Regions from separate parts of the Mus musculus genome. Here region 1 is linked to region 2. The links are chromatin loops, found by intact Hi-C in ENCODE. Cell type or tissue: gastrocnemius. All regions are shown on one strand. Links, peaks and the distances in the headings refer to the core of each region. The heading gives the core; the rest is flanking DNA. Region 1 holds the start of Add1 (adducin 1 (alpha)). Region 2 holds the start of Tnip2 (TNFAIP3 interacting protein 2).

Region 1 (15,149 bases), core at 3,251-11,250, 56 kb before region 2:
ACCTGACATTCCCCTGTACTGGGGCATATAAAGTTTACAATACCAAGGGGCCTCTCTTCCCTGTGATGGCCGACTAGGCCATCTTCTGCTTCATATGCAGCTAGAGATATGAGCTCGGGGCGGGGGGGGGGGGGTACTGGTTAGTTCATATTGTTGTTCCACCTATAGGGTTGCAGACCCCTTCAGCTCCTTGGGTGCTTTCTCTAGCTTCTCCATTGGGGGCCCTGTGTTCCACCTTATAGATGACTGTGAGCATCCACTTTTGTATTTGCCAGGCACTGGCATAGCCTCATATGAGACAGCTATAACAGGGTCCTTTCAGGAAAATCTTTCTGGCATATGCAATAGTGTCTGGGTTTGGTGGCTGATTATGGGATGGATCCCCGGGTGGGGTATTCTCTGGATAGTCCATCCTTTCATCTTAGCTGCAAACTTTGTCTCTATAACTCCTTTCATGGGTATTTTGTTCCCTATTCTAAGGAGGAATGAAATATCCACCCATTGGTCTTCCCTCTTCTTGATTTTCTTATGTTTTGCAAATTGTATCTTGGGTGTTCTATGTTTCTGGGCTAATATCGACTTATCAGTGAGTGCATATCTAATGACTTCTTTTGTGATTGGGTTACCTCACTCAGGATGATATCCTCCAGATACATCCATTTGTCCAAGAATTTCATAAATCCATTGTTTTTAATAGCTGAGTAGTACTCCATTGTGTAAATGTACCACATTTTCTGTATCCATTCTTCTGTTGAGAGACATCTGGGTTCTCTCCAGCTTCTGGCTATTATAAATAAGGCTGCTATGAACAGAGTGGAACATGTGTCCTTCTTACCAGTTGGAACTTCTGGGTATCTGCCCAGGATGCTTTTTGTATTTTAAGGTAAACTGATTCTGTCTGAATCAACACATATAGCACCAAGATCCCACAAGATTCTCACTTCAACTCAACCCCTAAATGAACAACACCCAAAGGTGTGGCTTTGAAAACAACAATGGGTAAGTCAACTGGAGATAAGCCATTTATCTGTAAAGGAACACATTTGAGTGAACTCTAATTCACCCTAGCTTGTTTATATTTCAAAAATCTGTCAGCCGGGTGTGGTGGCACACGCCTTTGATCCCAGCAGAAGCAGGCGGATTTCTGGCCAGTCTGGTGAGTTCCAGGACAGCCAGAGATATACAGAGAAACCCTGTCTCAAAAAACCAAAAAAAAAAAAAAAATTTTTAAAAAGATATAGATAGATAGATATCTGTCATCACTGATACAGAAAAGAATTCTATTGCTGTTGGGGGAGGAAAAAGAATATGATCAAAAATAGTGTATAAAAATTAAATAAAATATTTTTAAGAATCAATTTAATTTTTTTAAAAAAGATTTATTTATGAGTACATTGTAGCTGTCTTCAGACACACCAGAAGAGGGCATCAGATCCCATTACAGATGGTTGTAAGCTACCATGTGGTTGCTGGGAATTGAACTCAGGACCTCTAGAAGAGTAGTCAGTGCTCTTAACTGCTGAGTCATCCCTCCAGCCCCAATTTAAATCCTTTTAAAAATTCCATTACCACACCAATTGGGATTTTAAAATGTGTTGGATCCGTCTAGTGTTTAGGCCCTGGAGTCAGACCGCCTGAGTTCGGATCCCAGTTCACTGATGTTTTAATTACTTTTCTATAGTTGTGATCAAACAGCAGACCAAGGCAATGTATACACGAAAGCATCTAACTGGGCTTATGATTTTAGAGGGTTAGAGTCCATTATGGTAGAGCAAAGGCATGGCAGCAAAAACAGCGAGAGAGCTCACATCTCCAGCAGGTAGAAAGGAGGAGCACAGTGGGACTGGGGGAGGCTTCTGAAACCTCAAGCCTGCCCCCAGTGACACCTCCTCCAACAGGGCCATATCTCCTATTCCTCCCCAGACAAACACCAACTGAGAACCCCGAGTTTGTTCAAATATAAAACCTACTAAGGCCACTCTCATTGAAACCACAACCTACTAGTTATATAACCTTAGGCCCATCTCTGCAGGCCTGCATTTCTTCATCTGCAAAATAAGCAGTGTTACTATGTGACCTGAATAAGTAATGTAAGTGTCAAAGAGGGAGATACAAGAGTCTCTAGAAGTCATGTGAAAGAAAGCCAGGCTCAGTGGTACTGATCTGTAACTACAGCACTGAGTGGAGGCAAAGGCAACATTCATCATGTGACCACTGGCAGGCTAGGCTAGCCAAAACCAGCTAACTAGCCAAAAACCAGTTAAATTCTAGATGCAATGAGAACCATCTCAGGAAAAAAAATTAGGGGGGGGGGGGTTGAGCAATAAAGGAACACTACTATCACTGAAAGCATACACACAAATACAGGTGCGCACGCACACACATAAACATGTTATCTCGTCTCTTTCCTTGCACTGTATCAGAAAAGTGTTTATGCTTAGTAGCATTTCCCCATTTCCCCTTCTAGTTAACAACTTCAAGGCATTCGCCTTACAGATGGACTCATCACTACCATACTGATGGCTGTTTGTTTCCAGGATTTTACTGTTATCCATCGTGCTCCAGCAGATCGATCACGCCTTTAACCCCAGCACTCAGAAGGCAGAAGCAGGAGAATCTCTAATTTAGAGATCAACCAGGCTACACAGTGAGACCAAACCTAAACACAACACACAACACAGCGCTCCCATTAACCTTTTATTCCTTGTTTTTTGTTTTGGGGGTGCTGGGGTGGGGGGCGTGGAGGTGGGGTTGAGACAGGGTTTCTGTGTGTATCCCTGCTGTTCTAGAACTCCCTCTGAAGAACAGGGTGGCCTCGAACTCAAAGATCTGCCTGCCTCTGCCTTTCTGAGTCCTGCCGCCACTCAGTATCCCTGTCCTTTTTTTCCTGCTGTGTCTGTGTAAGGGGGTTGGATTCCCTAAAACTGGAGTTACAAACAGCTGTAACTCCAGTGAGCTGCCATGTAGGTGCTGGGAAGTGAACCTGGAGCAGCCAGTGCACAGCTGAGCCATCTCTCCAGTCCCCTCGGGATGATGTTTTTAAAGATGACTTTTGTTTTTTAGATAATCTGACTATGTAGCACTGCCTGGCCTTGAACTTACTGTGTAGACAAGGCTAGCTCCAAGAGATCTGCTTGCCTCTGTCCCAAGTGTGAAGATGAAACACATGTGCCACCACACCTGGTCTAAGATGTGTGTGTGTGTGTGTGCGTGTGTAAAATGTGTACAAGTGCCTAAGGAGGCCAAAAACAATGTAGTAACTCCTGGTACTGGATTTAATGTGAATTGTCCAGACTAATTTTATGTCAGCTTGACATAGGCTGGAGTCATTTGGGAAAAGGAAGCACAGTTGAGACAATGCCCCACCAGAGGAGCCCGTGGACAGGCCCGGTGCGTTTTCGTGGCAGAAGACTGGTGTGGAGCACTTTGCACCAGTGCTTACCTCTAGGTTCCTGCCTTGCCTGAGTTCCTGCCCTGATTTCTTCCTACGGACTGTGGAGGTGTAAGCAAAATGAACCCTTTCTTCCCTCTCCTGCTCATGGTCACGGTGTTTTATCATGGCATTACAAACTCTAAGACATCCAGTGAAGGTGATGGGTGATAGGACCTGATGCTAGATCCTCTGCAAGGACAGAAAGTGCTTTCCTTAACCACTGAGCCACCTCTACAGCTCCAGGATCCTTTTTAAAAACACAAGATGGCTGGCCTATAGACTCTAGTCCTATATTCAAGATGTAGTTTTTTCCCTGCTAAGCAGCACAGATTCTTATAAAGCCAGACCTGAACATGCCCAACACTTCTAAGCTCCAAGTATCAGTAACAATGTTTTTTTTCCTTTACACATGAGGGGAACAAGTTATCAATACATTCCAGGTTACTCATATCAACTGGTTTAAACTGTACTTCTGAAAAAATAAAGATCAAACAAACTGAACTAGACCGTTTCCTTTTACTTTCCACATGATTCCTAATTGTGGAAGGTCAGACCAAACATTAACTATTAAACAGTTCTGTTAAAGTTTAAAATCATGTTAAATTCCTATTTTAAGAAACATGATTCGGACAAACTAAAAAGGCATTGGAATATTTAATCTGCTAAGTAACCACATCTTATGTAAGATTCAATTACTATTGTGTCTGTTAGTTTGAATATCACACAGTCCAGGCTGGCCTCAAACTCAATATATAGTGAAGGATGACCTGATCCTCCCAGATACTTGGATTACAAACCTGTGCCACCACACCCAGCTTATATGGTGCCAAAGATTGAACCTAGAGTCTTATGCATGCTAGGCAAGAACTCTATTAATTGAAGTGCCACTCCAGCCCTGTTGGCTTGGTTTTTGCCCTTAGTAAGTTTTAGTTCTAACAATGACTAAAGCAGTGTCCGATAGAATCACTTTGTCTATGTAGTTTATTCAACATTAATATGCATATGCAGGACAAACTTAATTCCTTTTTGGGAATTTTTTTTTTTTTTTTTGGTTTTGGTTTTTCTAGACAGGGTTTCTCTGTATAGCCCTGGCTGTCCTGGAACTCACTTTGTAGACCAGGCTGGCCTCGAACTCAGAAATCCGCCTGCCTCTGCCTCCCAAGTGCTGGGACTAAAGGCATGCGCCACCACACCCGGCTTTAAATTTTTTTTTCTTTTTTGGAATTTCTAATCTTTCTAGATGTCTAGAAGTACATAATGTATATTAAAAGTAGAATTAACACACTTTATAGAAATCCAGCTAGCAATTGTTGAAACTGAATGCATAAATAATGACTTGTTTAATGCTTATCTCTCAAACGTGAATGTGTGTATATGGAAGAGTTTATTCAACACGGGAGAGAGGAAGGAAAAAAGAGAAATCAATACAAACAGCCTCATGCAGTAAAAATACCTGGGCACTTGTCTTAGTTAGGGTTTTTAGTGCTGTAATAAAACACAAACTCAACCTGGGGAGGAAAGGGTTTGCTTCACCTTACAGCTTCTAGTCCATCATCCAGAGGAAGTTAGGGCAGGAACTCTGCAGGAAAAGAGCTGACTGCTGCAGAGGCCATGGAGGAGGGCTGCTTACTGGCCTGCTCTAATGGCTTGCTCAGCCTGCTCTCCTGTAGCACCCAGACCACCTGCCCAGCAAGGGCACCACCTACACATTGAGCTCCCACGTCAATCATCTATCAAAAACCGTGCACAACAGACTTGCCCCCTAGCCAATCTGGTAGGGACATTTTCTCAGGTGAGGTTCCTTCTCAAATTACTCTCGCCTGTGTCAAGTTAACTTTAAACCCTAGCCAGCACAGTATTGTCTGAAGCATTTCAGTATTTAATGTCCTGACTCAACATGATTACATGAAATGAATGGTGTGTGTGTGTGTGTGTAGCAAAGCAACAAAAACAATAGTATCAGATAATACCAAGAGTTAAGTGAAAACCTGAATGGTTTATGTAAAACAGATCTTAGAAAGGACACTATCCCAGTTTGCAGAATGATTAGAATTCCTAGTCGCTTCATTTGCTGACTCTCACTAACCTACACACACATGAGTAAACTAACCACACCGACCTGCACCTCTGCGAAACCACATCTAAACCCTGAAAAGCTGTTCTGAAGGTCAACACCATTCATACTTCCTCAAAAAACAACTTTACTATCAGGGTGTGGTGTCAACCTCAAGGTAATCCTAGAACTAGGGGCAGAGGCAGAAATTTTCAGTTCCAGACCATTCTGGGCTGCGAATTGACGAAGCATAGCAAAGTTTTAGAATTAAAATGTGATCCCTACGTCACTGGCTTTAATTAAAGACTGCGATTTTTAGAATCCCACCCGCATAAAACTCACCTCCGACCTGCAACCTCCTTCCTCTCTGGAGCCTGTTGAGTCCACCCACGACTCCCAGCTTGCTTGCAAAGGAGACATAGCGGATCCCTTAGCAATCTAGTTCCTATCCCGACTGAGATTTCAACCCACTTTTGACAAACACACAATCTCTCTGAAATTCTTGAGCAGTTATGCATAGACAGATTTTAGCTTTGTTCTTGGTCTTTGGGAGTTTAACAACGTTAGGCCTAAAATCATGGTCAAAACAACAGCAGTTTCAGGTGAACCAAAATATTTATTTTTAAGATGGGTGTGCATAAAACAAACACAACTCATCTACCAAATACCTTGAACCAGGAACTGAATTATAAAAACGAAGTGTTTTTAGGAAGAGGTCTGAACGATAAAACAGAGAGGAAAGGCAAGCCCCATCTCCAGGAAGTTCCACGACCACCTCATTACTACCATCCGTGGACAGAGCTGGCTTTTTTCTCTTGGGGCAGAAGGTGTCAGTTTTTAAAAGAGCCGACAAGCGGAACCCAGATGCACCTTTCCACAATCTCTGCAGTGACCAGCATTTGGAGCCACCATTAGCACAATGCTGACCCGGGAGGACCCCGAGGCCCACCAGGAAGCTCAGAGCCGAGCAAGCCGCTTCCACAGAGAACCCCGCGTCCGTCCGGGCCATCCTGGGAAGCGACGATGCAGTGTCCTCGCCCCCGCACTCGGAGGCAAGCACCTAGACCCCGGGCACCCCGCGCCGCAGCGACCTAGCCGCGCCCTCCTCAGCGCACCAGAGGCGCCCCAGAGGCCCCGGGCCCTGCCCAGCCCTGCCCTGCCCGCCCAGCACCGCCGCCCCTGCCCTACGCCCGCTGGGGGCCCCGGAGACCTCGCCGCGCTCCCGGGCCTCACCTCCGCGGAGAATCGGGGAGAGAGCACGGCTTCCCGGGTCCGAGTGCGGCCGCCGCCTCGCCTGCGGCTCGCGCTGGGCTCCGCCCCCTGGCTGCCGCGCACCCCCCGCCGCCTGCAGCAGCCCTCGTCCTCTCCCGCCCTCAACCCTCACCCCTCTACTCGCCCCCGCCGCCAAGCTGGGTGCGGCCTGCGGCGCTGCGGCCCAACAATGCACAGCCCCATTGGTCTGAACGCCCTACCGCCGTCCAGCACTACTCTCTGTTATTGGTCAATCTTAAGCAAGGGGCAGGCCCGGAGAAGGGCGGGGCCCTGGGAGGCGGAGAGAAGGGTAGACTCCGGCCTCCGGCTGAAGGCGGTGTCACAGTGGGATTAGGGGTCGCTTTGGCTGCGTCCGGGACGGCGGGCTGGTGCACCTGCTCACAGGAACGCTAGTTCTCCCACTGAGACGGTCAGACCCACAAACTGACTGCGAACGGACACGGTCTAGGTGCGCTTCAGGCGAGAAGATCAGTAGGCAGTTTGGGAGACTGGGCTGTCAATCAGGGTGGAGTCAGGACTGAGATGTCTGTGTGTGCTCTGATAAAGCTCCACAGACAGGAAGGGCCCGCCGGATGACAGTGGATTAACAAACACCGAGGCCTCTTCAGAGGCAGGGAATGAGGCTAGGTGAGGCCTTGGCAGAACCAGTCCACCTGGCAGCGACCTGGTAAACTAACCTAAGGATCAAGTCCCTACTGTCTCTCCTGTCAACTGAATCCTAAAAGACCCAAAGGAAACAAAGGGGTCCCGCTCCTGGTTCCCTTCAAACCATTAAAGGTTGAAGCCTCGAGCCTGGCTCAAGTGACAGAAGTGTGTATCCAAGCCTCTCCTCAGCCAGGCGTGGTGGCGCACGCCTTTAATCCCAGCACTTGGGAGGCAGAGGCAGGTGGATTCTGAGTTCGAGGCCAGCCTGGTCTACAAAGTGAGTTCCAGGACAGTCAGGGCTACATACACGGAGAAACCCTGTCTCAAAAAACAAAAACAAACCGATCCTCACAGCAAGAGCTCTGAGTTTGACCCCATAAGGGTCAGAGAGGTTGTGGATTCCAGTCAGTACCCTCTGTCCTAGGAACATTTGCCCTACATGTTGACTGTTCTCAGATGACTTTTCTGACATCCTCCAGCACCCAGCAACAAGTCTAATGCCAGTGAAAGTTTGCTGAAGAGAGAGAGTTTTCGATAATCAACTGTCATTCTCCATGATCCATCTGTTTTCTGCACTGGCCAGATAGGAGAGTTAAACGGAGATGTGGTGGGAACCACCACCCCTGCATCTTTCAAGTCCTTGATAGTGGCAGTAATTTCTGCAATTCCTCCAGGAATACGATACTGTTTTTGATTCACTATTTTCTTTGGCAGAGGCAACTCTAAAGGCTTCCATTTGGCCTTTCCAACCATAATAGCCCTCACTCTACAGTTCAGGGAACCAATATGAGAATTCTGCCAATTTCTGAGTATATCTATCCCAATTATACATTCTGGAACTGGGGAAATCACCACAGGATGTGTCCGGGGACCTATTGGACCTACTGTGAGTCGGACATCAGTCAAAACTCCATTAATCACCTGCCCTCCATAAGCCCCTACTTTAACTGGAGAGAGGGTTGAGTGATTAAAAATGAAATATATAGAGATATAAAAGTTTAGAAATGTTGCCTATAAGTCCAGCTACAAGAGATCCAACACACTCCTCTGTACTCTGTGGGCACCTGCTCTCAAATAAGATATAAAAATGAAATCAGACATGTACAGATGAAAAAAATCCACAGTGTGACAAAACACTGAATGGGGTTAGGAGACAATTTGTCCTCAAAAGAAGTGATTTCTTAACTTGAAGACACAGGGCAAATGCACAGCATAAAGAAACTGGGCAAGATTGAACAGCATACGAAGGAGATGTAGGACTTCATAGGGGGTGAAAGGGCAGAAATATTTGAAAATTTAAAGTCAAAAATTCAAGGAACTCAAGTAGGGGAGATGGCTCAGGAGGTAAGGGCACTTGTTGCTCAAGCATGAGGACCTTAGTTTCAGGCCCCAGCACTCGTAAAAAGCAGGGCATGGCCATGCACCCCTGTAACCCGGCTATTAAGGGTGGAGATGGGGATTACTGGGGCCTGCTGGCTGCCACACTAGCTCTAGGTTCAGTGAGACACCCTGTCTCAAGGGACTAAAGGCAAAGACTGATAAAGAAAAACACCTGATGGCCTGGCCTCTGCACATGTGTACACATATACCCAACATACATATATCACATTCATACATATACACAAAAGGAAAAAGGAACCCGGTTAAGTCACTTCTAAATGCTACTGAGCCCTGAAGTGGGTTCAACCAGAACCAGAGATACTGCCCCCAGACCCCATGCTCCTCACTACTGTAATCCACTGTCTCCTAGTCCATGTGTGCTACATATAAGGATTCTGCATGTCACAACCATGTGTATTCACCAGAGAACGCTGCTTGGACATAGGTTTAAGTCAATACAAAGTCTTTAATGGCTGGCTGGCGACTACACTGGGTGCTTGGGATCTCATGTAGCACTGAGCCTTTTTTAGGGTCCTTTTAAGATGGATTGACATACTTCAGTGAACAAGAACAGTCAGCCAGAAGCAGAACCACAGAAGCCAAAAGGCAAGGTGAGTTAGTACATTCGGAGACTTTCCCAGGCCTACAGACTCTCCCTCGTATCTCTGGGTCTTTGTTTTAGCAGGTGGTGCCATCTACTCGATGAGTTTTAAAGGCTGAACAAGACTTCCATCATGGAGTCAGTTGTGTTAAGGTCTGGGACCCTGTTACAACAGTGACAGCTGAGGAAAAAGCTTGGTTTGTTGGTGTGAGCTGAAAGGAGTCTAGCACTGCTGTGTGCCCACTTGGCAGGCAGTTCCACTGGAACATAATGGCGAGATATTATCCCAGAGGCAACTTGGCCATTGCCACTGTGTGGAAAGGAATGTGGGTTGGACTCAGGGGCTGTAAATGGCTCAGCTAACTGATCAGGAGCCTGAAAGTGGCTGTCTAGAAGCTAGAAGATGGATTGGTCTGAGGGAGGGGCATATGGATGGACTTATGGGAGTTGACAAAAAGGATGAAGATCTTTGGTTTGTGTGTTTCTTTGTTTGTAGACAGGGTTTCGCTATGTAGCTCTGGCTGTCCTGGAACTCACTATGTACACCACACTGGCCTTTGAACTCAGAAAGATCTGCCTGCCTTTGCCTCCCAAATACTGGGATTAAAGGCGTGTGCTACTATACCCGACCAGACCAGATAAAGATCTGTGCATTAAACCTGGACCACTGTGTGTATAGCTGGAACCCTTGAAGGTCAGAAGGCAGCACTGGATCCCCTAGAACTAGAGTTACACATAGTTGTGAGCCACCATATGGGTTTTGGGAACTGGGCCTGGGTCCTTTACAAGTGAAACAAGTGCTTGTAACCTCTGAGCCCAAGATTTGCTTTGTATTATTTTTATTTATGTGTTATGTATTTGTATCCATTTATGTACCATGTTTATACTGGTGCCAGTGGAAGCCAGAAGAGACTGTCTGATCATCTAGAGCTGAAGTTAAGGTAGTTATTAGCCACCCAATGTGGGTGCTGGGAAAAGAACTTAGATCCTACAGAAGCACAGCAAGAGTTCCTAACTGCTGAGCCACCTCTCCAGCCCTGGGAGCACTCCTTTTAACAGAAGCTGACCCATGTATTAATGCTACCAGATTTCCATCCTGTAAGCATCAAAAGCTGTAACTGAACCCTTTGGCAAACCAACCAAACCTTGGGGACAAGGTGATTACACTGGAGTCTTTCTTCCTAGAAGGCAAAGCTAACAAGGATTACTACATATTTGGGTGTGTGTTTGCTTTTTCTTCCTTCCGTACTTTAGCAAGTACTATAATTCAAAAATTTACAAAATGGAAGCTAGAGAGATTCCTCGGCAGTTTAGAGAGCATAGTGTCCTTGCAGATGACCAAATGTGATTCCTTGAACCCATGTCAGACAGTTTAGAACAGTCCATGAGTTTAGAATTGTTGCCTATAAGTCCAGCTACATGAGATCCAACACACTCCTCTGTACTCCGTGGGCACCTGCACTCAAATGTGCACAGACCCACATGCAGATACACATGTATACACATACTTTAAAAATAAAATAATTCTTAGGCCAGGCAGTGGTGGCGCACGCCTTTAATCCCAGCACTTGGGAGGCAGAGGCAGGCGAATTTCTGAGTTCAAGGCCAGCCTGGTCTACAGAGTGAGTTCCAGGACAGCCAAGGTTACACAGAGAAACCCTGTGTCAAATAATAATAATTCTTGCTGGGTATGGTGGCACATACCTTCAATCCCAGTACTCTGGGAGCAGAGGTAGGCAAGATCTCTATAAGTTTGAAACTGGCCTTGTCTATATAGAGGCCAGCCAAAGTTACACATTGAGACTCTATCTGAAAGAAAGAAAGAAAGAAAGAAAGAAAGAAAGAAAGAAAGAAAGAAAGAAAGAAAGAAAGAGAGAGAGAGAGAAAGAAAGAGAGGAAGAAAGAGAAAGGGAAGGAAGGAAGGAAGGAAGGAAGGAGGGAGAGAAAACAAAAGAGAAAGAAAAAAGAAAAGGAATAAACTTAAAAATTAAAATCTTTGAAATAACTTTCAAAGTGTCTGATTTGCTGAAATGGAACCATGATAGACCTGCCTAGTATCAAGGGTTTTTTTATGCAAAGGTATTGTGGCAATAGGCACATGACACTCACTGTTCCTGCCACATACTGCCCTATCCAGAAGTCATTTCACTGGTGTAATAGAATAACTGCATCAAGATTCAGATGCAGCACAGACCTGGAGACAAAATGTGTTTGTCCAGTAAGTAGTGCACTTTGGACCAAACACCGTTTTATGAGGTTCTCTCTCGGAAGTTGTAATTCCCAGTGGCCCACTTGGGAAATTCTGCTCCATTAAGTTTTCTTAGGTCTAGAGGTCCTGATTACCGAAGAGGTCATGTCTACTAAGGGACCTAGCAAAGTTGAAGCTGACTGCTACCTAATCACTTAGAACCCATTTAAGTAAATTAGTAATCACTGAAAATAGTAACCAGTTTGGCTGGAATAACTGTGTAGCCTAGCAATTCTGGAACTCACTCTGTAGACCAGACTGGCCTCAAACCCAGAGATCTACCTGCCTCTACCTCCTGCGTGTTGGGAATAAAGGCTTGCACCATACACCTGGCTGGTGTTTTTGTTTTTGGTTTTTTTTGGTTTTTGTTTTGTTTTGTTTTTTTGGTTTTTCGAGACAGAGTTTCTTTGTATAGCCCTGGTTGTCCTGGAACTCACTTTGTAGACCAGGCTGGCCTCAAGACAGGGTTTCTCTGTGTAGCCCTGGCTGTCCTGGAACTCACTTTGTAGACCAGGCTGCCTCAAGACAGGGTTTCTCTGTGTAGCCCTGGCTGTCCTGGAACTCACTTTGTAGACCAGGCTGGCCTCGAACTCAGAAATATGCCTGCCTCTGCCTCCCGAGTGCTGGGATTAAAGGCATATGCCACCATGCCTGGCTCAGCCCCTCATTCTTGTAAATAGGAGTAACAGCTATGCAATACATACAATGTATACTAGAAGCAATGTCTGCCACAAGAACATTCCCCAACCCCAGCACTAAGTATTAAACACGAGCTTCACCCACGCTAAGCAAGTGCTCCTCCACTACAGTGCTACAGCCCCAGCCCATAGACAACTGGGGGAAGACAGACAGCCCTTGCTACCCCCATGGGAATTAACTATAAGCAGGCAAGTTGAGCAACTTGCCCAAGAAAGGCAGAGGAATGAATTAATTAGAAGAAACCAAGTGCCACTACAAAAAAAGGCATGTAGAATGGGTAGGGAAGAGAGAGAGATTGGATATTACTTATGGCTACAGGAGGACTTGAGTTCAAATCTCCAGAACCCATGGAAAGGAGGACACAGCAGCATGCAACTGTAATCCCAGTGTTCCTGCAGCAAGACTGGAAGCAGAGAAAGGAAAATCTCCTGAAGGTCACAGTCCAATGTATGCAGCAGCAAACAAGAGACCTTGCCTCAGGTTAGAGAGATGGCTTAGCAGTTAAGAGCATTTGTTGCTATTGCAGGAGAGTCTGGGTCAATTCCCAGGCACACAGATCCCAGAGGATCTCACAACCTCTTTTGGTCAGACAAAAAAGGCTATACACATAAAATAAATCAAAAAAGACCAAGTCAGAGACAGAGGCCGTGAAAGGAGGCAAGGACCAACACCCAAGATTGACCACTGACTTCACACATGCACACATACAGATCACTCTCTCTCTCTCTCTCTCTCTCTCTCTCTCTCTCTCTCTCTCTCTCTCACACACACACACACACACACACACACACACACGGATATGTCATAAAGGATGTGAACTAAGGTCCAGTGAGGACTTTGTGATCTCTAGGAAGAAGAAAAGAGTATTAACTCTAAAATTAGATAAGAAACATTCTAACTAGGAAAAGAGGGAAGGAAATAGAATGACTTTTTAAAAGTTGCTCAAGGGGCTGGTAAGAGTACTGACTGCTCTTCCGAAGGTCCTGAGTTCAAATCCCAGCAACCACATGGTAGCTCACAAACATCTGTAGTAAGATATGATGCCCTCTTCTGGTGTGTCTGAAGACAGCTACGGTGTACTTACATATAATAATAAATAAAATCTTTAAAAAAAAAAAAGTTGCTCAATCTGGAGGCTGGAGAGATGGCTCAGCAGTTAAGAACACTGACTGCTCTTCCAGAGGACCTGAGTTCAATTCCTAGCAACCACATGGTAGTTCATAGCCATCCGTAATGGGATCCGATGCCTTCTTCTGGTGTGTCTGAAGACAGCTCACATAAATAAATAAATAAATAAATAAATAAATAAATAAATAAATAAATAAATAAATAAAAAAAATAGCCTTTTTAAAAAATTGCTCACGCTGGGCATGGTAGCACATGACTTTAATCCCAGCACTCAGGGGGCAGAGGCAGGTGGATTCCTGAGTTTGAGGCCATCCTGGTCTACAGAGTGAGTTCCAGGACAGTCAGGGCTATACAGAGAAACCCTGTCTCGAAAAACAAAACAAAACATAACAAAAAAATTTCTCAGTTTAAAAGAATAGAAAAAGAGCAGCTGGGGTTTGGTGGTGCACCCCCACCCCTGTAATCCCAGTACTTGTGAGGCACAGGGAAGAGAAACACCAACAAGGTCAGGGCTCGCTTTGTCTACACAGTAAGTCAGAGGCCAGCCTAGGTTATATAGCAACACCCTGTCTCTAAAACTAAAAACATTGGCTAGAGAGGTACCTCAATGGTAAGAGTATGGCTGTTCTTCCAGAGGACCCACATTTGATTTCAGCAGCTACATGGTGGCTCACAACCATTTAAATCTAGTTCTAGGGGATCCAGTGCAGTTTGGGCTCTGTGAGCAGTAGGCACACATACAGTGGATACACATACATGCAGGCAAAACATTCACACACAGTAAAATAAATGAAGCCCCCAGACTGGCAAAAATAAAATCTCTGGCAGCCCCAAGCACTGGCAAGGGAACAGAGCCAAGGGGTTCTCTCAACTGCATTCTTAAGCAGCATTCTGGGAAAGCAGCAAAAGACCCTAGAGAACTGATGCATCATGGGTAAGATGGCTGCTGGCAGCACTATCTGTAATTGTCCCCAAATGGAAACTATCAGACATCCATGTACAGTGAGCTGGATCTGTCAGCAGCGATGCAGTCACACAATGGAACTGTTTCAACAACGGACTTGAACAAAGTTAGCTATGTGTGGCAATACGAACAAATCTGATACTGAGCCAACGGAGTGGGATGCCAAAGATTGCATCTGCATGATTCTGTTGCTACAAAACACAAAAACAGGAAAGTGCTGGGATGGGTGAAGATTACAAGACCATGAGATTCACCAAAGCCAGGGCTGAGGAGGGGAGGGTTGGGAGGGGAGGACTGGGAGGGGAGGCTGTGATAAGAAGCGTCTGTGGGTTAGGTACTGCTCCTCCTCCATCGTAGACACCCTTTGCAGCTTGCCACACTGCACATTTATATTTACATTTCTGTGTGTTTTATTTCACAGGAAATGAAGAAGAAAAGGAGTTGCCTGAGCTCAGAGTAGCTCAGGACATGGGAGGGAAACAGCTCTTGGGCAGTCCAGCTGTCAAGAGGCTGGGTGCCTGTGTAGAAGGGTAGATGAGTCAGAGGTCTGCCCTGCCTCTCCAGTCTCTCTGCCGCTACCCCTTCTCTAAGAAAAGGAGGTTTCCTTAAGGACTCCATAGCCAGGTAGTCTTAACCAGATGGAGGAAACAGAAGATGCAGGTAGATGCTTGCAGGATGTATCCAAGGGGTGCAGTGAGGTTCAGATCTGTGTTGTTCTCCTTTCTT
Region 2 (15,149 bases), core at 4,756-12,755:
CATGTCCGCTCTCTGAACACTCTTGTATCTTCTCAGAGACTCACTCCTCCTCAAGTCTCCAAACTCCCTACACCCACTCAGTCATTCACGCGTCAGTGTGAATCAGCACTAACAGGTGGCTTTTCTCTTAAACTTCATGAGCCTCTGAAGGAAGAAACCTTTGGAGGGAATGTAAGCAAATTTATCTCCCGAGTCTTTGGAAACCCCGCTAGATGTGCCCTGTAACCTAGGCCTAGCAACGTGTGCCGGAGGAGCCGGAGGGACCGGAGGGACACAGAACACTCGCCAAACCAGCCCTATCTCCTAGACTGAACGCCCAGCCCTGAGCCCAGACTGCCGCCGCCGTCCGCCCTGAGAACACCACTCCCACCTCACAGCGGGACACAGGTTCAAGGGACCCAGGCAGGTCTCTGAGACACCACTGTGCCGCGCATGTCCACGACCCGTCCCGAAACCCATGCAGTGCCTTACCCGCCGGTTCCCAGCCCAGGGACCCTGCGTCCGGGAGGCGGATCCCTGCTCTGTTGCTCCGCTTTGCGGCCAGTGAGGCCCGCAGCCAGGCACCCCGATGCAGGCCCCGCCTCCAATCTGGCCCCGCCTCCCAGGTTCTGATCCCCACCCTCGCACTGCCACTCCGCCCCACCCCTGGCCCGCCTTCTCCACCCGTTCCCTCTCCAGCTCTGGCAGCTTAACACACCTTTTCTTTTTCTTTTTTTCTTTTTCTTTTTCTCTTTCTTTTTCTTTTTCTTTTTTCTTTCTCTTTCTTTTTCTTTCTTTTTCTTTTTCTTTCTTTTTCTTCTTTTTCTTTTCTTTTCTCTTTTCTTTTCTCTTTTCTTCTCTTCTCTTCTTTTCTTTTCTTTTCTCCTTTTCTTTTTCTTTTTTTCTTTCTTTCTTTCTTTTTTTTTTGTTTTTTCGAGACAGGGTTTCTCTGTATAGCTCTGGCTATCCTGGAACTCACTTTGTAGACCAGGCTGGCCTCGAACTCTGAAATCTGCCTGCCTCTGCCTCCCAAGTGCTGGGATTAAAGGCGTGCACCACCATGCCCAGCCTTTTCTTTTCTTTTCTTTTCTTTTCTCTTCTCTTCTCTTCTCTTCTCTTCTCTTCTCTTCTCTTCTCTCTTCTCTTCTTCTTTTCTTTCCTTTCCTTTCCCTTTCTTTTCTTTTCTCTTTTCTCTTCTCTTCTCTACCCCTCCCCTTTCCCCCTCCCCCTCTCCCTCTCTTCCCCCTCCCCCACTTCCTTCCCCTCTCCCCCTCTCCCTCTCTTCCCCCTCCCTCCCTCCCCTCCCCTCTCCCCCACTCCCTCTCTCCCCCACTCCCTCTCTCCCCCACTCCCCTCTCTTCCCCATTCCCCTCTCTCCCCCCTCCCCTCTTCCCCCTCTCTCCCCCCTCCCCTCTTCCCCCTCTTCCCTCCCCTCTCTCCCCTCCCCCTCTCCTCCCCCTCCCTCCTCTCCCCCTCCCCCTCCGCAGGTGAAGGCAGTGAGGAGAGGAGCAGGGAGCCCAGAATCCTAGCCCTTCAGCCCTCAGGGTTGACACACTCATCATTCCTGTCTCTGCCCCCAGGGCAACACCACCTGTCCACAGTTTAGCTCTCATGGATCCCAGAGGCTGAGGAGACAGGTGCTGACTGGTGGAGATGCCATCCCTCTGGGGTACCCATCATGTTCCCACCTCTGGCTGCCCAGGTATCACCTCTGTGTACCTAAGTTGTCTATGATCCTCTGCCTGCCCAGGCTGCTCCATCTTCTCCTGTGGAGAGTGCCAGGTGCACAGCACTAGGCTGTTTGGCCCAGAATCCTATACTTTCAGCCCCTCCTCTGTCCACTGTTGATTGGCCCCATCAGCACCTCACACAGCTGCCTTACTCCTAGGACTTGGCTCAGGGGTGCAAAAGGCTAGACATCCCTTGCATCAAGTTCAGTTAATCAAATGCATGGCCTCATTGAGGGCCCTGGGGACCCTGATTCAAGGCAAATTCTGATCCTTATGGCTAATGGGAAATGGACACAGATGCTATCATGTCACTTTGCATCTCTTGTCCCCAAAGCTGAGGGGAGGGACAGAGACCAGGAGGGAAGTAGAGCAAAGCCAGACATTGGTGCCACCTGCAGGAACCTAACTGAAGGTATACGCAGGGTTGGCTTCCACATGTCACATTCAGAGAAGATGGAAGGGACTAGAGACTACCATCTCCTGAAATGTAGCTGTGGTGAGGCCGAGGACCTGGGCACCCAGAGCTCCCTCCCAACTGGAGCTGACAAGATGGAGAGGATGTGCAGGACAGAGCCCATGCTTCAGGCGAGCAGAAGGGATGCAAAGCCCCTAAGCAGGCACAAGGAGGGGAAAGCAGGTCTCTGCAAACACACGTGTAGTGAGCCAGTCCTCCTGTGCAAGCAAGGTTGCAGGCCATCTTCTTCCTGGCCACCTGAGGCCTCTTTAGCAGCTCTCCCTGTGTCCCCTTATCCCAGAACCTCTTCCTCCCTTTGCAAAGCTCAAGGGTCACTTTTGTTCCCTACTCTCTCATCCCACATCCTGTCTGTACTTCTGTCTGTCTGGAGGTCTTACCAGCTCATGACCATGACACTACCTTTGCCAGCCATTGTCCTGCTCCTTCCTCTGGCCTGCCCCTCACTAGGAAATCTGTTATGATCTCACCTCAGAATTTCTCATAGACTGTCTTCACCCCAGAGCAAAGACCTTATCCATAGGTGAGCCCAAGCTTGCCCAACCCCTCCTGGGACCTCTGTTCACTGCTCCCATTCTGAGTGGTCACACTGCCTGCTTGCTCTTCCCATGTTCCAGGCACACTTCCGTCTCAGAGCCTCCCGTCCCAGAGCCTCCCGTCCTGCGGTTCCCTCCCTGCTCTCCTCACCCCCCCCTGCCACCCCCAGATATCTTGACCTATCCCTTCACTTCTGTCTGTCTGTCCTCTGCCTCACCGTTTCTTTGTTAGAAGGCTCTTTCCTTGGACTACAGCAGTGGTTCTCAACCTTCCTAATGCTGAGACCCTTTAACACAGTTCCTCATGTTGTGGCGACCCCCAACCATCAAATTATTTTTCTTGCTACTTCATAACTGTAATCTTGCTACTGTCATGAATCATAATTTACAAGTGTGCTTTCCGTTGGCCTTAGGCTATCCCTATGAAAGGGTCATTTGACAACCCTAAGGTGTCTCAGTCCACAGGTTGAGAGATGTCCCGGTGGGTTAAGGTATTTACCATGAAAGCTTGACAACTTGAGTTTGATCTCTAGAACTCATGCAGAGGTGGAAGGAGAGAACCAACTCCACAAAGTTACCCTTTGACTTCTGACCTCTGTAAGCACACGGGACCATGTGCCCTTCCCACAACATGCACATAGTAATAAACATTTTTTTCATTGAAAAAAAAGAGAGTTCTTTACTTCTTTGTGTATGTGTGTTTGTATGTACGTGGACACACACATGCATGTAGAAGCCAGAGGTCAATGTCAAATGCTTTCCTTGGAAGTTTGCCATGTTTTATGAGACATGATCTCTCAGTGAATATAGAGCTCATCAACATAGCTTGTTAGCCAGCAAGTCGCAGGGTCCCTTGTTTCAGCCTGTCCCCCAAAGCTGGGGTCCACTTCATGGACTGGGCCATCTCCCTAGCCCTCCTCTTCTTTCTTTCTTTTTTTTTTTTAAGATTTATTTATTTATTATATGTGTGTACACTGTAGCTGTCTTCAGACACTCCAGAAGAGGGCATCAGATTTTTGTTATGGATGGTTGTGAGCCACCATGTGGTTGCTGGGATTTGAACTCAGGACCTTTGGAAGAGCAGTCAGTGCTCTTAACCACTGAGCCATCTCACCAGCCCCCCTCCTTTTCTTTTAAAGATTGTCCACTCTCCTTCTGTTCCTTCCTCTTCTACTGACCTTTGAACCCCAACATCTGACACATCCAAACTCCCTTTAGAACGCCATCTTACTAGAGCAAGACCTGGCTTACCTCAGGGCTCATCCACTTCCTGGAACAAAGTAGATGCTTAGTAAATGGCTGGTGAAGGAAAATAAAAAGCCAACAGGTAGAGTTCTCCGGGAAAGGGACTGCCTTCCCAATCAGGCTCCTCTGTCCGATGAAACATTGAACTGCCTTCCTTTTTCTCTTCCCAAGAATGGCCTCATGGTGAGGCTGCTTCCCCGTGGCAGGCCTGTTTCTGGGTAAGACCAAAGCTGAAGGCTACTGACCACTCCTATGGGGGACAGCAGGAAAATCCATAGACCAAAGCATTGAGGGTGGGTAGGGAAGGGATGGGTAAGGCCTGGAAACCTTGTGGATGATTTAGCTCACCACAAAGAGATGTGGATGGGTGGGGGGCAGGTGGGAGAAAAGTTGGCCTCAAACATCTGGCAGGCTGTGAGAACAAGGCTGGGTCCTCTGCTGGGAGAACGGCCTAACGTCTTGCCTTCTTGGGTTCTAGGTCTTCCTCTATCCAGGGACAGGTTCTGTGGCTCCCTCACACTGGACTTGTTCAAGGGGAGACAGAAATTTTTCTCCTTTGCTGGTGTGAGTCAGAATCAAGGCAGAGGGAGAAGCAGAGGGTAGGGAGTGGAGAGAAGCTGAAGGGACTTCTTAGGCCAGGCTGTAGAAGGGGTCCGCACAGGTCCGCAATACAGGTCTGGGCCATACTCCAAGCCATGGCTCTTACAGGCTTGCTTTCTTCTACTGTGCCAGTTCTACATGCACTCTGGGAGAGTCAGCTGAGCATCTCTGCCCAGGAGGCCTTTCCAGGCTCCTGTGCCATGCATCACCCAGTTTGTCACTTGCAGCTTTCGACACACCCTGCAGTGTAGGACTCTACAAGTCCTGCTCCACTGGCCCAGCCTGTGAGTATCTGGCCAGGCTTCTCCACTACCTTTCACGCCCAACCAGGCCAGGCCTCCTGGGCCAGCCAGAGATCGGGTGTGAGCTGATGATGTTGGAGGAGGCTTCCTGAGGACAGCAGGACCAAGCTGGACCAGACCTGGAGAGCTTTCTTGGAGAAGATGCTGTACTGGAGGACAGAGAGAGGATGGAGCCAGAGCGGCAGTTAGGTGGAAGAGCCCCCCTCCCCCCCAGGAATCTTCCATGGACTTGCACATGACTGCCTGGCTTTGGTGCTAAAGCCCAGCTTGGCTCTGGCTTTGCCACCTGAACAGTTTATTTGGATCAGTTTTCGATCTAGAACACTGTCAAACAAACCTTAGTAGAAAATTCTATTTAAAAAACACAAGCCCCGTGGGTGGCAAGACCCTGGCCTCACACGTACTGATATTTCTATTTTTACACCCAAACATGCTTTCAGCCCCCAGAGCCCGATTTGGAACTTGAAAGCAGCCTGTTCTATTCTGGGACCCACTTCCGGCCTTGGTGGTATGATGGAGGCGGTGTTTGTACACACAGGCTGCTCTGCCCTCTGCCCTCCCCACCTCCCCACCTCCCGTCTCTTCCTGCCCTCTTTCATCCACATAACCACCAGGACAAGAATGGAGTCTGCGAGGAGAAGACCACAGGTTCGGGCAGGGAAGCTGTGGACTTCAACAGTAATGTGGTCCCCCATTATCTCTGAAGGTTCCACCAATCACCCAAGCCTGTGTCAGGAGGGGTGGCCAGCCTTTCTCCAGTCAACACTGGACACTGAGACATGGGGTGAAAAGTGGCCCATGTGACAATAAAAAAGTTCTCCCAAACCATAGGTGGGAAGAAAAAGGGAAATAGGTAAGCCCCGCCCAGGAGACTTGAGGACTGGCCCCTAGACGGGCCCCAGGCCCTGCCATGGTAGATCTGCCTAGGAGAAGTGAGTGTGGGGCCCACCCACAAAGTTCCAGAGACACATGCCCCTCCAGGCCTGGCACTGGGTCCAGATGGGCACCACCCAATTTTCAGCATAGCCTGACCATTACCTCTCCCTTCTATCTTAGACCTTGGTCCTCATTCCCACCCACGAGAACCCCAAACCATGCTGGCCAGACCCAAGACTCCCAGATGCTACAAAACCTTGGGACTTAGTGCTGACCCCTCAACACCTTGATCCCTACTGTGCCCATTCCTTGAAAGCTACACTGGAGCCCTCCTATGCCCCAGACAGGCCCCAGACACATAGGAGGCCAGACAGGCTTTACCCAGAAAATCCCTGTTGGTCTCACACACACACACCCAACCTCCCTCCACAGAGGTAGGACTGGAAAAGTAACAGCTGTGACAAGTAGCCAGACTCATGCTCTACCCAGAAATGTTCCTGCAAAGGACCCCCTGCCCCAGGCTGGGGCTTTCCTGTCACAAAAGAAAGCTTTCACACAAGCCTGGAAGGCCAGCAGGAGAGTGAGAAGGGCTCACTAAAGGTGAGGCTGAACCTGCCCTATCCTGTGGTAGTAAGTACCCAGGTGAGAGGCAGGCAGCATGGCGTCCCTCTTCCAGCTTGCATAGGCTGAGAATAGATTTTCCTTATTTACCATCTTAAGAAATGGTGCTGTAACTCCGGGACCCCCTCTGCAGACCCACACAGATGATTGAGCCTAAGGCACAGGTTCAGACCAAGCTCCATCATTTCAGCCAAGCCTGACCGTGAATGCCTGTAATCACCATACTTGGGATGCTGGGGCAGGAGGATTGCTGGTCTGGGCTACACAGTGACTTTTAGAACGGCCTGAGCCACAGTTTGAGAAATCCCATAGCTGGCAAGGCTCACAGAACATAGGAGTTGCCCTCCTTCGCCTTCTCCAGGGGCCGCAGTTCAACTCTGCCCATTTTTTTCTGTTTGTTTCACTTCCCTAACCCTAAAGGACACTCTTATTGCTACTTCCTAGCCCATAGCATCAGCACTCGCCTTAGATAGCTATGCTTGAAGCTCCAGATGCAGAGCCTTCACGTACAGCCTCCCGGCAGCTAGCTAGCTTCCTCTCCTCGGCTTGGTTGTCCTGGAACTACTGAATGCTTTCATTTTTTATTTGTTTACCTTTATTAAATAAATAATTTAAATCCCACCTAATGCCCAGATCTCCGAGATAGCCTTCCACTACACCAGACACACCATCAGACTACAACAGACTTCTAAGTGTGGCCCTGCAGCCCCCTTCACCAGTGTCTTACCACTGTCTTTGCGTCCCTGGAATCCCTTACAGTGAGATTCCCAAACTTCCTTTCTCGGTTTCCCCTTCTTTTTGGAGAAGCACACCCTCAAGTGGCTCCTGAGAAGGGAACATGTTTCCTGAGGACTCCCCCTGCTCTTTTTTTTTTTTTTTTTTTTTTTTTTTTTTTTTGAGACAGGGTTTCTCTGTGTAGCCCTGGCTGTCCTGGAACTCACTCTGTAGACCAGGCTGGCCTTGAACTCAGAAATCTGCCTGCCTCTGCCTCCCAAGTGCATGAGCCACCACTGCCCAGCTGATTTCCTCAATCTTATCTTCCAGTTCTTCTATTGAGTTTCTATACTCATGTACATGTATACATATGTATTTTTCTAGGATCATGTATATATACATTTCAAGATATATGTATATACATATACATATTGAACTTCTATGATCATGTGTGTATGCTTGCTCTATGTGTGTGTATTATATATATATATATATATATATATATATATATATATATATATAATCAGACAGACAGAGATGAGACGGAGCGGGGGGATCTCATGTAACCCAGTATATTCAGTATTGAGGACTGAATCTAGACCTCCATAGGTAACCATTCTGCCAGCTGAGCTATATCTGAAACTTCCACAATCATATTTTTAATTTTTTAATTTTCTTTATTTCTTTCTTTCTTTCTTTTCTTTTTTTTGGTTTTCGAGATAGGGGTTCTCTGTGTAGCCCCCGCTGTCCTGGAACTCACTTTTTAGACCAATCTGGCCTCGAACTCAGAAATCCGCCTGCCTCTGCCTCCCAAGTGCTGGGATTAAAGGTGTGCGCCACTACTGCCTGGCTCATATTTTTAATTTTCTAGAGTTCTTTATATTTTCTAAATATTCTATCTTCTCAGCACCCAGTTCTATTTTTTTTTCATGAATATATACACATTTTTCTCTTTGCTTCTTGAGGGTACTGGTCACATGTTCTAAGCCAGCTGTAGTGGCACACACTTGGAGTCCTAGCTAATCGGAAGGCCAAGGTAAAAGGGCTGCTCATCTATGTGTCCAAGGTCTAGGGAAGAGACACCCCTAGCCAGCCACCCAGGCTCAATCAGATGTTGTGCAAGCCTACTAGAGTAGGTGGGGTTGGTGCCTGAAGTTCTAGTCCCCAAGCCTTTGTGGCCACACTGCCCCCTTGTGGACACTTCCATGGCAGGACCCTCGTACCTGTGAAGGCCTCATGTGTCTGGGAATGTTACAGCAGTGTGCGTGGGTGACAACCTCACTGGCCACAGACTCACATATGAGCCTTTCCCCTTCAGAGGGAGGCCTCTGCTTTCTTACACAGCTTCCTTTTGGGCTCAACTGGCCCTTGAGGTCACAGGGCAGGGCTGAAGACCCAGCATTCAAAATAAAGCAGGAAAGAACTAGGAAAAGTTGCAGATTCCAAAGGGACCTGTGTGAGAGTCAGAGGAAGAGGCCTTTGAGGAATCAGTCTGACAAATTAAGCCAGAGTTAGGTCAGCGGCCTGTCCACTTGCTCCACAGGATCACTGGAAACTCGCGGCCCATCGAAACTCAGAATGAGAGTCCGAGACTCTGGGATCTCCAGTCTTCTCCATCCAACTCTTGGGTATCCCTGGGGACCCTCCCTTGCTCATTGTATCCCTTTCTTGGGAACCCAAGTACCGAGCTCCTCTTCATTCTTTACATTGCAATAGATAGCGCCCCCTCCCCCCAAACACACTTGCTACTTAGCACAGGCTGGTCTCAAACGATCCTCCTGCCTCAGCATCTTAGAATTTTGGGATCATAAGTCTGTGCAGTGACTCATCTAATCACCCTTTAAGTTGGGATACTCCACTCCCTTTCCTGGCCCCCACATATTTCCCCCCATCTTTTCCTTATTATATGTTATTTTTCTTGTTGTTGATGCAAAATGCCTAAAATAAATAAATAACCAACTTAAGGGAGGAAGGGTTTGTTTAGGCTCCTGGTTTGAGGGGACACAGTCACTCAGAAGGAGAAAGTATGGCAGCTGGAGCAGGAGTCAAGGGAAGTGAACAGTGGTACTCAGTTCACTTTCTCCTTCTTGTTCAGCCTGGAGCTCAGCACATGCAAAGTGCTGCCTCCACTTAGGATGGGTCTTTCCTCAATTAATCCTCCCTGGAAACCTCATGGCCATGCCCCCAGGTGTGTTCCAATTAATGACAATTATTAACTAATGTGCTTAAATAAAGTTTCCCTACCTCTTGGACTGGGCATCTGCCTCCACTGTTAGAATATTCATCTATGACTCTCTAGGACCCAGGCCCTGTATTCAGCTGAAGGCACATGTATGCCAGGAACTTCCTGTGTTAACTTGCAGAATCTTAACCATGTCATAGATGGTCAGTGTCCTTAGAGGTCTGGAATCTCTCATCTACAATTCTAAAGTCCCCAAAAAGCTCAGAAACCCAAAGTGTTTTTCTTAGAGCTGGTACAATGGCTGACTTGAATCTTGTCTTACTTAATTTGACTGGCATTCCCTCTGTATTTCCAGAAACTGACTTGTTTTGTGGGGCTTAGAGATGCCCCAGTGGGAGTGCTACACTCTATGTCAATTGTTCTGATACGATAAGAGAAAGGATTTCAAGTGTAGCTGGGGATGGTAGCTCTAACTATAATCCCAGAACTTAGAAGCCTGAGGCAGAAGAACTACTCTGAGTTTAAGGCTAGCCTGGTTTACAAAATGAGTTCCAGTTTGGTCTACAGAGTGATACCCAGCATCAAAAAGTAAAGAACAAGATCCAAGCATGGTAGCATACACTGTTAATCCTAGCACTTGGGAGACAGAGACAGGCAGATCTCCATAAGTTCCAGACCAGCCTGATCTACATAGAGAATTCCAGGCTAGCCAGGGTTACAAAGTGAAGAGACTGAAAAATAAAGAACAAACCAAAAAGATCTTCAAGGGGGCTGCAGAGATAGCCCAGTGGTGTACAAGCAGATAGCCTGAGGACTGGGAGATAGCCCAGTGACATTCGAGCAGATAGCCTGAGAATCTGATTTTGGACTCATAGCACCCATGTGAAACTAAGCATGACTACACACATCTATGACCCTAGCACGGGTCCTGGGGTTGGGGATGGAGACAGGTGGATCCCTGGAACTTGCTAGCCAACCAGTATAGCCAATCCATGAGCTCTGGGTTTAGTGAGAGACCCTGTCTCAAAAAAAAATAAGGCTAAGAGAAACAGTGGAAGACACTCGACATTAACTTTTGATCTCTACACACATACACCCACACGTGCATGCTATATATACATACACACATATCACACACATATCGCACACTCACACATACATGTATAGTATATATGCTCATATACATATCATGCACACATGCATGTTACACACACACACACACACACATTTTAAAAAAGACTCCCAAGTGTTAGCAGCTTGAAGCAATATCACGTCTTTGTTACTTTGTCAGGAGCCTGGAGTACATGGTTATAGAGGTCAAGTACTCCCTGTTGTGCAGAGCTTGCCCATATGCACAGGTACTGGAAACAGGACTCCTTTTGTTGTTGATTTGGTTTTTCAAGACAGGGTTTCTCTGTTAGCCCTAGCTGTTTTGGAACTCAATCTGTAGACGAGGCTGGCCTCAAACTCACAGAGATCCATCCACCTGCCTCTGCCTCCAGAGTGCTGGGGATTAAAAGCACGTGCTACCACTGCCTTCCAAGAGTAGACCTTTTTAGAGGATGGTTATCTCAATTATGTGCAACTACATAAAATCAAAGCTTTTGAACTCCAAACACATGTGGCCCAGAAGCATTTGAATAAATGTCTTTGTTGTTTGATTCATATTTTGCACTTCACAACCAGGCTCAAAAGCACTTGAGTGGTCTACTAGGCTACACACAGGAATAGTAGTGAAGAGTTAAAGCCACATATCAGCTCTGGGCCAGGGTTCTTCTGTGTGATATCCACTCCCACACCCACTTCCCCTTCATCCCACAACTGCCTCAGTCAATCAAGATGACCCTGCATGACCATAGCAATGACTGTGCTGGACAATCATTTAATCATGGAAGTTTGGATGAGAACAGCTCCCATAGACTCATGTTTGGATACTTGGTCCCCAGTTGGTGACTCATGTAAGGTTAGAAAGGATTTCAAAGTATGGCCTGTTGGAAGAGCTGTGCCATTATGGGCAGAGAGATTCTGAGGTTTCAGCTTGCCCTCTGCTTCCTGATTTGTAATCAAGATGTGAGCTATCAGCTTTAAACATCTGACCCTTTATCCCAAGTAATGCTTCTTCTATACGCTGCCTTGGTCCTGGCATTTTGTCACACTAATAGAAAAGAAATACGCACTCATTCTCTAGTTCCACAACACCCCTACCAGGTAGGGAAGGAAGCAACTGTGACCCATCTTTTCTGAGCAGAAGTTTTGGGCTGGAAGGGCTAAGAAGGAACTGAACATAAGTGAGCCAGGTCTGTGACTCCCAGTATCCATCCCATACATTCTTGGCGAGGTCTGGCTTTGCTTATAGTTTTATACTTGCAAGTGAGTGTGTTCCTGCAGGCTCAACCAGAGCTTGCCTGTGAGCAGACAGGGTATTGAGAGTAGAAGACTGAGCAGAAAAGGAGACACACATCCTCACATAGGGAGGGGACCTCCATGAGATCTTAGCAATGAGCCATTGAAAGATTCTCACGGAGGAGAGACTTCCCAGTGGAAAAACAGTGTTCATATGGAAACTGTGGGAAGGAAAGGGTGGGCACCCTCTTGTCTTCTGCTAGAACAGCTTCTAGCGCTAAGGCCATCCTAACGCGAATTTAGGGGCATGCTGGGGTTTGGTGGCTGGCTCTGGGCTCCATCATGTACTCTGGATGGGAACACCTTTCTGGGTCAGTGTCCCTCTATGAAGAAACGCATGTCAAGTCCCGGAAGAGGAAGGAGCCCAGCCAATGAAACCTGACCACACTCTACGTCCCATGTTTGAAGTCCTTTGATTTATTTGCTTTTCTTCAGCTGCTGTACCAGAGGATACCTAACCCCAAACCCTGGTCGCAGATGGGGTCTGACTCCAGGAAAATTCCTCAGACGCAGGGAATAGAGCAGACAGCACCTAGAATGGAGCTGGTGTGTCAAGAGAAAGTGAGATCATAGAGTAGGAGGGACCAGCTGTGGGAGGGGACGGAGTCAGACTCCCGGCAGTGGGAGAGGCGGAGCCAGCTGTAGGCGGGGCGGAGTCAGACTCCGGGCCATGGACGAGGCGGAGCCAGCTGTGGGCGGGGGCGGATTAGGCTCTGGGAGTGGGCGGGGCGGGAAACGTTCCGGGAAGGCTGGTTTTCGCTCCCCCTGTGTGGAGAAGTTGGAGACGCCCAAGTCCCCACGGAAGGCCTACAGCCATGTCGTCTGGGGACCCAAGGTCTGGTAGACAGGACGGGGCCCCGCGTGCGGCCGCAGCGCTCTGTGGCCTGTACCACGAGGCCGGCCAGCAACTACAGCGCCTGAAGGATCAGCTGGCCGCGCGTGACGCCCTCATCGCGAGCCTCCGCACCCGCCTCGCGGCTCTGGAAGGGCACACGGCGCCGTCACTCGTGGACGCACTTCTGGATCAGGTGGAGCGCTTCCGTGAGCAGCTGCGACGACAGGAGGAAGGCGCTTCGGAGACCCAGCTGCGGCAGGTGCGGGGCGGGCGGGAGCTGCTGCGCAAGGCGGCCTGGGGAACTTGTTGGAGCGAGTGACGTGGAGTCCAGAGATGCGCGAGGTCTTGAGGGTCGCGAGGATATGAAGCTCGAGGTGCGGGTCTGAAGAGCTCGAGGTCTGAGCATAGTGGTTTAGGGGTGCGCTGGGGTTTGAAAGGAGCTGGGTTATGAGGGATACGAGATCCTGAGACTAGTGGGTCCTGAGGTTTCAGGGTCTGAAGGGCGTGGGGATCAGAGGCGCAGGTAATCCTGTTGGATTAGGGTCTGAAGGTAAGAGTCTGGGTAGTTCAGGGTATTGAGCAGTTCGGGATTCATTCGTAGGCTCAGGGGATATGCCAGAGGTGAGCAGGAGTCTCTGGGGCTCGGGGTTCTGGTGAGCAACAGGGTGGTAGGGGTGTGACTGTTTGAGGAGTACCAAGTCCTGACGTCCTGCTGAGGTTATGAGCACTTCTGAGGGACTTGTAATAGAGGTTAATTTGGGACAGACCCCCTGGGTCTCTCGACTTTGAGGGGTACTGCTGTGGGAAACTTACTCATGAAGTTTTGTGGGGGACAGGGTTCTGCGGAATGTGAGGGATCCTGGAGTGCAGGGATCTTGTGGGGCATAATGTTCTGAGGTAGCCTCGAACACGTGGTTCTGTTGGTAGTAAGCTTCTCCAATATGTACTCATATTATTAGTAATATTATTATATTAGTCCCAAAGGGGTGTGTAGCTGTTTTAATCACTGCCTTATTTGCGTTAAAGAGATACCATGACTAAGGCAACTCTTATAAAAGAAAGTATTTAATTGAGGGCTGGCTTACAGTTTCAGAGGGTCAGTCCATTATCATCATGGTGGGGAGTATGGTAGCTTGCAGGCAAGCTTGGTGCTGGAGAAGTAGCTGAGAGCTACATCCTGATCCACTGGCAGAGAGACGTCCACTAGGCCTGGTGCGGGCTTTTGAAACCTCAAAGCCCATCCCTAGTGACACAGTTCCTCCAACAAGGCCACATGTCCTATTCCTTCTCAAATTGTGCTACTATCTGATGATGAAAAAATGCAAATATATGAACCTGTGGGGGCATTCTCATTCAAGCAACAACAGTGGGGGCACCAGGCTTGACTAAGATGGAATTCTGAGGAGGGGTGGTGTTCAGGGTTCTGTGGGACAGACACTAGAGGCTCTAAAGGACATGAGCGAAGCATGGGGCCAAAAGGGTCTCAAGGATATCCTGACAGGCATTGCCCTTTGAGGACTGTGTTCAGGTTCCAGTGTGTGTGTGTTGGGTATGAGGAGGCAGTATAGGTCTTGGTTCTTGGGTTCTGTGTTAGGGAGGTCTTCTGTGGAATGTGGGGTTCTGAATCTTGAGGAGGGTGCCAGGGGCCTGAGAGATGCATAGGGCTCCTAAGGATGGTGCTCTGAGAAAGAAGACCCATGGTTTTGGTTGGTGGCATTTTAGTATTATGTGGGAAGAAGTGACAGGTGCCAGTCTGATAATATGTGAATTCTTATTTGGCTCTCCTTGTCATTTGGTATCATTTGGTTCCTGTGAGATATCATAAGCACACAAAACTGAAATGAGTAATAATACTTTACTGGAGCAATTATTTCTAAACCTGACAACCTTGTCCGGCATTTGGAGGGATGCTGGCATTTTATTCCATTTGGTCCATAGCTGTCTTGATTTTCCCAGGAAAGAAAATAAGAGAGGAGATTACCTGATAAAAGATAATGCTTGTTTTCAAGATAACCACTGCAGCTAGATTTCTTTCTTTCTTTTTTTTTCCTTTCTTTTTTTCCTTCCCATCTCCACCCTTTTTGTACTGGGGATTGAAGCTAGAGCCTAGGCAGGTGCTCCACCATTGAGCTACATGCATCTCCGGTTCTCTTCCTCCTCCTCCTCCTCCTCCTCCTCCTCCTCCTCCTCCTCCTCCTCTTCCTCCTCCTCCTCCTCCTCCTCCTCCTCCTCCTCCTCCTTCTTCCTCCTCCTCTTCCCCCTCTTCCTCTTCTTTTTCTTCTTTTTGTTTGTTTGTTTGTTTGTTTGTTTTTGATACAGGGTTTCTCTGTATAGCCCTGGCTGTCCTGGAACTCACTTTGTAGACCAGGCTGGCCTCGAACTCAGAAATCTGCCTGCCTCTGCCTCCCGAGTGCTGGGATTAAAGGCGTGCACCACCACGCCCGGCTTCTTCTTCCTTTTTAAGATTTATTTATTTATTATATGTAAGTACACTGTAGCTGTCTTCAGGCACACCAGAAGAGGGCGTCAGATCTCATTACAGATGGTTGTGAGCCACCATGTGGTTGCTGGGATTTGAACTCAGGACCTTCAGAAGAGCATTCAGTGCTCTAAACTGCTGAGCCATCTCTCCAGCCCCTCCAGTTCTCTTTTTG

The links. A loop is a pair of places that touch in the nucleus more often than their neighbours do. Peaks named below come from ENCODE experiments on the same cell type or tissue, not always from the same donor. Only the 100,000 strongest peaks of a DNase experiment are listed, where the experiment ranks them.
Region 1: it touches region 2 in a loop (2.5-fold over the local background); 8 of 42 quality-filtered maps call a loop at or near these places.

Annotation. Positions count from the first base shown.
Region 1 is chr5:34,565,484-34,580,632 of GRCm38, reverse strand. Add1 (adducin 1 (alpha)) reads right to left here and starts at 6,969. Exons shown (of 16, transcript NM_001331082.1): 1 at 6,720-6,969. It overlaps Mir7036b (microRNA 7036b), which reads right to left and starts at 6,482; the gene lies at 6,420-6,482. In gastrocnemius, for the core only: a CTCF peak has its summit at 6,802; a DNase peak (open chromatin) is centred at 6,932; H3K4me3 peaks cover 3,007 bases; H3K27ac peaks cover 2,729 bases.
Region 2 is chr5:34,511,224-34,526,372 of GRCm38, reverse strand. Tnip2 (TNFAIP3 interacting protein 2) reads left to right here and starts at 12,394. Exons shown (of 6, transcript NM_139064.2): 1 at 12,394-12,754. The coding sequence starts at 12,476. It also overlaps a transcript of Sh3bp2 not described here. In gastrocnemius, for the core only: a CTCF peak has its summit at 8,273 (motif pointing left); DNase peaks (open chromatin) are centred at 8,259 and 12,330; H3K4me3 peaks cover 1,065 bases; H3K27ac peaks cover 1,156 bases.